Linked DNA regions of Homo sapiens: region 1 is linked to region 2. A link is an interaction called in ENCODE POLR2A ChIA-PET data of the cell type or tissue named here. Cell type or tissue: MCF 10A. All regions are shown on one strand. Links, peaks and the distances in the headings refer to the core of each region. The heading gives the core; the rest is flanking DNA.

What was found. Peaks named below come from ENCODE experiments on the same cell type or tissue, not always from the same donor. Only the 100,000 strongest peaks of a DNase experiment are listed, where the experiment ranks them.
Region 1: POLR2A ChIA-PET joins it to region 2 with 5 read pairs; 2 of 35 experiments call an interaction of 5 or more read pairs at or near these places.

What each region holds. Positions count from the first base shown.
Region 1 is chr11:102,136,632-102,142,025 of GRCh38, reverse strand. The region is part of intron 2 of YAP1 (Yes1 associated transcriptional regulator); the gene reads right to left. Among named protein-coding and RNA genes, the nearest start is that of YAP1-DT, 29 kb to the right of the region's middle. In MCF 10A, for the core only: no CTCF peak of the experiment used is centred there; DNase peaks (open chromatin) are centred at 2,825 and 3,105.
Region 2 is chr11:102,304,251-102,309,644 of GRCh38, reverse strand. No RefSeq gene overlaps it. Among named protein-coding and RNA genes, the nearest start is that of BIRC3, 11 kb to the left of the region's middle. In MCF 10A, for the core only: a CTCF peak has its summit at 3,393 (motif pointing right); a DNase peak (open chromatin) is centred at 3,244.

The DNA of each region.
Region 1 (5,394 bases), core at 163-5,162, 170 kb after region 2:
CACACTAGAAAATATATATAGACTTGAGAATTCACAGGAAATCTATTGAATTTCACAGCATTTTAGAGCTGCAAAAGTTCTTACGAATCACATATTCCAATCCCCGAATTTTACAAATGAGGAAAACAATGCTCCAGAATTCAGTCAGTAAATCAGCTGGCACACCACATTCTCAAATATCTATTGCATACCAGACAAACTATGCTAAGTGCATAAGACACAATGGTGGGTCCAATGGGCCTTACCACATCTAGTGGAGGAGAATAAGCAATCAGGCACCTAAAATTCAAATGAGAGGAAATTTTTTTAACCAAATGCAGAAATACTAAAATTACATGTTGTTATAAAACCATGACAGATAAAGCAAAGTCAACAAAAGGATTCAATACAGAATAAAATCCTATTCTGTCTATTCTTATCCATCTTTCAAATACAACCAAAGACCAAACTTCTCCAAGAATTCCAACACAGAAGTAAGTCTCTCTTTTTTTCCTGAGTTCCTAAGCTACATTACTTAGGGCTTACCACATTGTTTAGCGCCAACTGGATATTTTTTCATACCACTTCTTACCATTGCACCCACCTTGCCTCCTAACCGAGGACAGGGACTGCATTGCTCTCAATCCTTGTCCCATACCTCTGAGCATGGTGCTGAAGCTTTATAAAGACACCAAAACAGGTAAAAATAAGTCAATGCTTCTGAAATGACTGGGAACACGAAAATAGTTCTCAACTTCTTTTTGGTGAGCATTCATATTGTGCTGCATCTCTATGCTAGGCACACAAGACACAATATCAAGTCCAAAGTGAAAACTCATATTCCCAATGCAGTGTAGTTGTGAAAGGCCATGAGGGACTCCCAAGGCAGACTTTGGACAGGAAAAATCTAGGTAGACTCTCTAGAGGAATTAACACCTGAGCTGAATCTTAAGGGAATGTATATTTCATTTAAATCGTTCCGGAAAAGATGGGGGTGAGGCACAAAGGTGAGGCAACAACATCTAAGGACCACTTCCCAAAAGCCACCATTCAGTGAAATAGAAATGTCCTCAATTTCAATTTATGTAACAGAACTAGAAAATTTCTCTCAGTTGTAACTGCCACAGTTAAGAAACTCACTATTTCACCCAATCTTACTGAAACCCAAGAGAACGTAGGGATTAAGATGTCTTTTTTTTTTTGGGAAATGGAATCTCACTCTATTGCCCACGCTGGAGTGAAACAGCACGATCTCAGCTCACTGCAACCTCCACCTCCCAGGTTCAAGTGATTCTCCTGCCTCACCCTCCCAAGTAGCTAGGATTACAGGTGCGCACAACCACGCCCGGCTAATTTTTGTATTTTTAGTAGAGACAGGGTTTCACCATGTTGGCCAGGCTGGTCTCAAACTCCTGACCTCGTGATCCGTCCGCTTTGGCCTCCCAAAGTGCTGGGATTACAGGTGTGAGCCACCACGCCAGGCCTAAGATGTCATTTTTAAAAGGCCTAGTAATCTGGGGGACATCCTTTAATGACACTGTTCTTTCTCTTTTTAGTGTGTGTTGCTATCATGCGTAGTTTTGTTGGCATGGGGGGTACTGAAACAGATTAAGAAATACTTCTCTTTTATAGAATGCCCATATGACTTTTAAATATCCTAGATTATTATATTAAATGTGAACACTTTCAATTTAGAGTAGATTTCAATCCTCAAAACATAATTCCTATCAATTGTTGCTTTCTTGAAATGAAAATCATAGATATTGCTAAAAACTAATTTTCTAGTAGCTATATAAAATTTTCCTTGAAATTGAATTTTTTCCAGAACAATGGAAAAATACAGATTTTTTTTTTTACAGGGACAGAGAATAACATGCAACAACACCCAATTTTTTTTACACTATCAGACTATATATACAGAAAAGCTACTATGCTTTAAAACTTTGACACCAAAAAGTGGAAAGGTTCTAAGATTCACAGGTTAGAAGAGTCCTATTTAGGATAAACCCCTGTTAATATTATCCAGAGCAGATTAAAGCTCATTGATTTTCAGTTCATCATTTGCTGATACCAAATCAAATTTTCCAGCCAAATTCAGATAAGCCAATTTCATCCTTTGATGATAAAAAACACAATTAGGCTATTTTCATTTTCTGTCACCATTTAAAAAAAAAGCTCACAAAACCCTACACAAAAATAAATGATGTTTTCATAGGTAGGCAACAAAGCAATCTACAATCTAAAATCAAATTCCCCTCAAACACAGATTCCAGGTCTACAGGATATAATTCCTTTGACAGACAACCCAACATCTGTTTTTATAAGCGTAAGTAAAACTGCTGGAAAAATCTGCATAAAATCTGCATTTTATGATAAGATGGTTTGATTTTAAGTAACTAAAAGGGAGTAGGGGATGGGGGAATCATTGTATTCTTAAATGCTGAACAATCTCCCGAACACCCAAAAACTAGCTTATATCCTGTAACTGCTTAATAATCTACCAGTTAACAAAGCGGGTTTAGAATGCCTGAAACCCTTGCTCTTTACAAAGTAGGCAACTGATAAACACTGCAGAGGGAAAACTTTGCACAGCAGTAGTTTTGAACTCACTCCACACAGACTGCAGGATGGGGGCTTGAATGACTGTTGGCCTGCAATCACGGACTTGCTCAGCAACTTTGCTATAATAGCTTCAAATTGCAGGCCTGAGGAAATGCTCCATAAATAGCTGCTCTTTTTTCTCGCAAAGCCTCTTCATAGACCCAATACAACTCCACTACCAAAAATGGAGGAGTCACCATGGACTTTTTTTTTTTTTAAGTCAAGAGAACAACTAGGAATATCCTGCTAATCATGTTACTCATTTTGGGAGTATGAATCACAGTGCCGAAATCTGATTCACTGTTTAAAATCAACTTTTGGATAACAAAAAATTACAATGGATTAAATCAGTTTTTATAATCACTCAATTTCATGAAGAGAAAAAAAAAAAACTTGTTTTCATGGGCCTTTAGAGAAAGACATATATGCTTTGCTTTTGAAATTAAATGTCTGAGAATGTGTTAATTACCCTCCAGTGAAGCAGTGCTCCTTAAGTGTTCATTCATAAGAAACCTGGACACGTGTGATGTAATCACAGAAAACATTTCTGGGAAGCAGGAACCACAGGAATATAACAATCATCCTAAAGCCACTGCAAGTATTCGCCTCCTGCATTATTTTATCTATATTTATGTATATAGATACCCACATACACGTACATAACTTGATGACTCAGATAATTTACTAGTCTGTAAATTAACTGAAACATTCAATGAAGAGCAAATAAAGTCTAATCCATCAGTAATAACAATGAACACTTTTCTCAACTTAATTGAACTCAGGGAGGGAGAGAAAGCAACAAAGTAATTAAACGAAACACGGGTACCAGAAAATCCAGGATCCATTTCTGCTAAATTTTCCATTTCAGTTCATGCCTAAACTAATCTACAACAGAATGTGGTAGAAGTGAAATTGTACAATGGCCTCAGGAGGCCTTAAAGCTTCCACCTTCCCCCTTTTGGAATGTTCCCAGCAACACCTAAGGAAGCCTGGACTAAACAGATGAATGGTGAAAACGTGAAAAGAAAGGCCCAGATGAGCTGGCACCAGACATTTGAGTGAGAGACCTTCCTAGACCCTCCAGCCCCAGTATAGCTCCCAGATACAGATGCATGAGTGACTTCAGGCAGTATCAGCAGAAGAACTGCTCAGCTGAGCCCAACTCGAATGACAGAATTATTATTTTAGGCCACTAATTTTTTCCATAGTCAGTTAATGCAGCAAAAGATAACCAATGCACCAAAGAACTTAGTTCCCTATCAGCTGGGCACAGTGGCTCATGCCTATAATTCCAGCACTTTGGGAGGCCAAGGCAGGCGGATCACAGGGTCAGGAGTTTGAGACCAGCCTGGCCAACATGGCGAAACCCTGTCTCTACTAAAATACAAAAATTAGCCAGGCGTGGTGGCACGCGCCTGTAATCCCAGATACTCAGGAGGCTGAGGCAAGAGAATTGCTTGAACTCGGGAGGCGGAGGCTGCAGTGAGCTGAGATAGCACCACAACACGCCAGCCTGGGCGACAGAGCAAGACTCCATCTCGGAAATTTAAAAAAAGAAAAAAAAAAGAACTTAGTTCCCTTCCACCTCTCCAAAAATCAGTTAATTATAAGCTGTGTTGTAAACACTTTTAGAAGATCTTACAAGGTTAATGATATTGAGAAAAGGAACTCCATGACTTTAAAAAAAAAAAAAAAAAGTCAATGACTCTAATAACGTGAAATATTTAGAACTAAATCAACCCACAAGAGCATGTGTGTGCTAATAGTTTCAATAAAACATTTAACCTAAAAAGTCAGATTTAACTTGGCTTTACTGTGATTTCACATGGAGCAGGGAGAGGCAGCAAAGTCTTTTAAGCATTCTATATTTTTCATATATGTTGTCTTTTTCTCAAAAGTTTATGAAAATTCTTCACATACAGCAAAATTGGAAGACTTGTACAGCGAACATTCATATACCCATCACCTAAATTCTACCCATATATGTGATTTTGATAAATTTGTTAACAAGGATATTAAAACATTATATGGCACCCAGTTTAAAACTGAATATCCCACAAACTTTAAGGAGAGAGAGATGTAGTATATTAATTCCATTCACTAAGAGATATTATGCACTAGTTTCTACACTCAGGGTTTTAACATGATACCCTATTCTCTTAGTAACTCTGCTTAGTAGGTATTACCACTTATTTTATAGATAAGAAAACTAAAGTTTAGAGAGTTTATGTGACTTGCCTCAGGTCCTAAGGCAGTAAGAAGCAGAACTGAGGTTTCAACCCAGATCTTGTTAGTTCCATCTTCAGATTATAGAAACATTTACATTAAAGGGCAAAGGAGACAGATGTTTTTACCATTGTCATAGACTAGAAGACTTAATGTAAAGATACCAATTCTCCAAATTTTTCTATAGGTTCATTGCAATCTCAGAATTTCAAGAGGTCCTTTGCGGAACTTTACAAGCCAATTCTTAAATTTATCTGACTACAACAAAGAACAGCCAAGACAAGATAAAAGGACTTCCTCTACTATCAAGACATATTCTAATGTTTTAGTAATTAAGACAGTGCTACTGACACAGCGACAGACAACAAACAGAATACAGTAACAGATCTATGCAACTATTACGGACAGAAGTGCAATCACTAATCAGTGAGGAGTGAACTTTTCAGTAAATCGTCCTAGGAAAACTGGATATCCATCTGAGAAAAAAACTCCTACACTCATATATACATAGTCAATTCTGAGAAGATTAAAGACATATATATGAAACTTTTCGAATATAGAAAAATGAGCCCGGTGCAGTGGCTCATG
Region 2 (5,394 bases), core at 244-5,243:
CTAAATTCATATCTAGCTGAAACTCTTCTTTGACAATATTAAAGGTTCAAATATTTCTATACCATGAGTTTGACCTTTTAGTTTTACATGTTGGCAACATTTCATAAATTTGGAAGTTCTTTGAGATGAAACATATCCAAAATATTAATTGGGCATGACTTATCTAAAGGTAAAGTACTTGCAATTTTTCAAAATTTTAATCAATTATCTTTGATATTCTTAAAAGGGGCTTGTAGGCTATGGGCAACTGTTTGGTGGCATAATTTAAAATATTTTACTTTTTGTGAAATATCATTTTTACTGTTTTCCTAATAATTTTCTAACTAAATTTCCATAACTACAATAATAATGTATTTTACCATGTCACCATGGGTTTTTTTTGTATGCCAGAATCCAAGCCATTTAATCACCACCTAAAGTTACAAGCCCAGATCCTGTTAAGCATAATTTAAAAAAAAATTGGGGGGCTGGCCATGGTGGCTCATGCCTGTAATCCCAGCACTTTGGGAGGCCAAGGCGGATGGATCACCTGAGGTCAGGAGATGGAGACCATCCTGGCCAACATGGTGGAAACCCCGTCTCTACTAAAAATACAAAAATTAGCCAGGCATGGTGGCGTACGCCTGTAATCCCAGCTACTCGGGAGGCTGAGGCAGGAGAATTGCTTGAACCCCGGAGGCGGAGATTGCAGTGAGCTGAGATCGTCCCACTGCACTCAAGCCTGGGCGACAGAGTGGGACTCCGTCTCAGGAGAAAAAAAAAAAAAAAATTGAAACAAGGGTATGTGAAGCGAAGTTGCACCAAGCCAGCAACTGCAGTTGCCGCTGTTCTAGCTTCAGTTTCGCGATGCTTCCCTTGGCCAAAAACACACTAAATCACTTTCTAGTTTGAAGCATTTAGCAATTAACAACAAAGCATAGCCACCAGAAACATACACCTGATTGCTATGACAAATACAGTAATGCTGTGTTAGCTAGTAGAGCTAATTTCTGTATCACTGTGTGGACATAACAGCAACATAAATTGGAAGATAATGGAACCTGCCCCCCTGTTGCTAGAATCTCACTCTAAATGAATGGAGAGATAAAAAATCATCCCAGCTGGTATAATACTGAATTGTTTCAAAACCAACTCAATTTATGCCAAGTAAAAGGACTGTGAACCCATTAAAATATGGCAGTATTGAAAAAATAAAGTACATTTGAAACCTTCAAAAATATTTTTTGTTAGAGATTTATTTCAGATTTCAGGTGACTAAATCTATTCTTTTCAATTATTTTTTGACTGTTGAAAGGAAACATCAAATTTGCTATGTAGTGTCTGAAAATATCTCTAATATTGTCTACTTTAATATCTTTTAAAAGTTTGTATACAACAAGCAAACAGCTTTTTTGTTTCGCTCTGCCACAACAAATTGCAATTTCCATTCATTGCAAAATTCAAGACATATCTTCTTCCAGTCTTTTTTTTTTTCTTTTCTGTTCTAGTTGTAGTACTGGTAGGCTCTGCATCACCATTTTATTCTACATCACTAGTATATCTTAGCTTTAAACTTAAATTTTTTCCCATACTTGCTTTTAAAATTAGAACAAAATATAATTCTGTTATAATATAAGCATTTTTACTTAATTACCAATTACAATGTATATAGGTATCAATTTAACTAGTGCAACCTGCATAAAACATTCAAATAATCATGTTACAATGTTACATGGGTGCATAGGAAAAATCACTTAAATAATTTTGTGGACACCAACTAGACTGGTAAGTGTTTATATGATATGACACATGTGTGCATAATGCACAGAACAATGTCACAATGACATTTTACATGATGCAACAGTAAAAGTGAAATGTAGCCCTATCAAACCAATGGAGTTGTATTAATGCAAAAATATCTTACATTGGTTCAATTTTAATTTAAATATAAATAAAAATTAAACTGAAATTAAAAATTTATTTTCTCAGTGGTGCTAGCCACATTTCAAGTGCTGAAACACCCATGTGGCTAGTAGCTATCATATTTAATACAACAGCTTTGTACCATACATGACTGGTCCTGGCTTGCTTTTGAATCCTGACTTTTATCTTCTCACTGTTTGCTGTGAATTGACTCTCGACCCTTCTGGTGGACGTTAGCTCAGACTCATTGACCCTCACTGTTCTCAATTAAATCAGACTATCGTGTTCTGGCTTCAGCTTTTTTGGTTCCTTCCTCTAGCAGCAGCTACTTGGTTAGTGCTTCTCCTAGACCAGCGTGACTCCTCTGCAAGGTTGGGGGAGTAGGATGGGGCAAACATTAGTAAGGAGGAAACAGAGGTCAAGATTAAGGAGGAGGCTATTACAAAGCAAATGGCAGTTCTAGGTAATTCTTTCTTGTCTTGGACAAAGACTTTCAAAAACATTGCAGAAGATATTACTTAAGCACAGACGTTATTATTTTTGAAAATCCCACAAGATAGTGGAAGAACTGAAAATGAGCCAATATTCTAATTTTCAAAAAGGAGAAGAAAGAAGATTCTGCAGACAATTTAGACTGAATGCATTTGATAACCATCTTAAGCAAGATCCTAGTATGAATTTGTCAGAGTGCCATGTGAACTTTTAGATAACGAAGTAGGGATTGCCAGGTGATAACTTGCATTCAAATGAAATAATTTGGGCCCGACACACCCACTTCCTGTTTTGATAAGCCGATGAGACTGGTGGTAAGGCTGCAGATGTTTGAATTTCATTAAAACACTTGGCAAGTCTCTCACAATATTTTTGTGGTAAAATAGACACAAACACGTTGAATGATAGTATCACATTGCATCTGATGTTCAATCCAACTTGATATTTGTTAAACAGATTCTTTTCTCCCTGCAGAAGATTTGGACAATGTCTCTGAAGACGTGATGCCTCAGGGCCTGATATCAAATCTCTCCTTAATGTTTAGTAATATGATTAAGAGTAGATTGGCTGAGGACACTGGGCATCATTTTTATAGGTAGCAGAAATCTGGGCTTCATAGCCAGTAAATTGGATAATAGTCTCAGAATTCAAGCAGATCCCAACAGTTGAGATTTGTGGTTTAAATGCATCTCATCAGGGCATCAAATAGCTCAAGAATAGAATTGCAGAGATGTGATTCATAGTATAATTTGTGTTTACCTGAAGTCATACCAGCTTGGGGTGGGGCAGGGTACGCGGAGTACAGAGTGCGTACAGTTCCATTACTGGCCATCTACCTCTTCCCACTCCCTCCCCCCACTCCTCCCCCCTTTCCCCAGGGCACACTGAGTGGCTCTCAGTGAACAGTTTGAGTTGGATTTGAAACAATTGTTTCAGCATTCAAACAATTCAGTATTATACCAGCTGGGATGATTACTAATTTCACCATTCATTTGGGGTGGGACTCAGCCAACAGGGGGCAGGTTCCATTCTCTTCCAACTTCTGTTGCTGTTTATGTCCACACAGTGATACAGAAATTAGCTCCAGTAGCTAATACAGCATTACAATGTTTGTCATGGCAATCGGGTGTATGTTTCTGGTCTCATCTGCCACTAGCACTGATCTGGCGTTGCTGCCTTGTAGTCTCTGCCCTGCCAGTGCCTGCAGGTTGTTGCTGTTGCTGCCACTTCTACCTGGGAAAGCTCCAGCAGATCCTCAGTCCCACTGCCACTTTATCACACTTAAGTTGTAAGAAGGAAGTGCTTAACTGATCCCACCACAGTTAAGAAGTGCTCAGTTTCCACTATGCAACGCGGAATGGTGATCTTCAAAGGAAAAAACTGATTTTTTGCTGAAGAAGCATTTCTACTCTAGAGGACAGAAATGGAAGTTGGAATTTGCAGCTGTCTGGCTGCTTTTCTAGTCCCCCTACATTGCCCCGAATATTGATAGTGGAGTGCCCTGGGGCTTTTCTCATTGCCATTTATACTCAGCATCTGAAGAAAATTATAAGCTGGATGCTTATAAATTTATGTCTTTAGTCCATATTTCTACACTGAGACTTATTTATTTTCCTTCTTAGTATTTGCTGGTACAGTATAGCTAGGTGTATTTCAGTGTAAACATCTGGCATCATAGTTATCTTTTATTCATCTAGAATTTGTACCCACTAGAAGATAAGTCTGATAAGAGCAAGGACTTTGTATCCTCAGAACATAAAATAGTGCCTGCCACTTAGTAGACACTTAATACATATTTAATGAAAAGTTTAGTTCAATGTGAAGAAATTCCTAACCACAGAAGTATTCACAAATGGAAAGGACTTTCCCCCAATGGCATTGAGTTTCTTATAACTGAATGTTACTTGCCAGGGATATTGAGCAGTACATGCAACTACCAACCAGAAGCAGGGAGGGAACTAAAAGAGATTCTATATTTTATTTGCATGAAATGTGACTATTATAGGATTAAAGGTAAAAATGTAGTTGAATTTTTCATAAGCATAACTGATTTCTCTCTCCATCCTCCAATTCTTTTTCTTCCCCATATGTGCTCTCTCTTTCTCCCCAACACACACACACACACACACACACACACACATACACACATACACACACACATATTTTTACATAACCTGGATGCTGCTACTTGGAGACCATCTTGCCCCTTGAGGTCTTGGTTGCCTTGGGCTCAAGTTGCATGACGTGGAATGCCCAAGATTTCTATGAATTACTGAAAATGTATGTGGTCCATAATCCCCTGCGCCTCAAGAATCTTCATCTATGCTATCGCTGACCAACCAGCACCAACATAGATGTGAAATGCAGCCTTTGCATAATTTTCCACCAGCCAAAGTACGTAGACTCTACAGAATCAGTGGGTTGATCATATCACTTACTGCCCACAATAACTTGCACATTTCTAGGAAGTCCTTTGTTGACTCTCTTCCTCCAGTGCTCCATCCAACTTCTTTCTTCTTCCTCTTCCCCCTCTCCCTTCTCACCTCCTCTACTGTCCCCTTTTGTCCCCCCTCCTCCTCTTTTATCCTCTTATCTTTTCCTCCCCTTCCCTTACCTCAACTCTCCTTTTCTCATCTTTCATTGAAGAACAGTAATTTTTTTTCCTCTGTAAAGCACTGTCCCAATCTACACCCAGGCTTTGGTATCCACCATTTATCAGACATTTACCTATCAAATGCCTCTGTTCCAAACAAAGATTATTCTTCACCCACAAACAACTGTGGTGCAAAGTATCAGTATGATTTTTTAATTGCCAATTGTTACATCAATAACACATTTTGACATCAGTACATATATGTCAGTCTTTACTCCTGTTTAATTGTTACTCTTTAGCCTGAATTAACACTAAGAAACCTAATACTGGAATTAATCCATATATGGTGATGTGGTTTAGATGTTTGTTGCCTCCAATCTCATGTTGAAATGTAATTCCCAATGTTG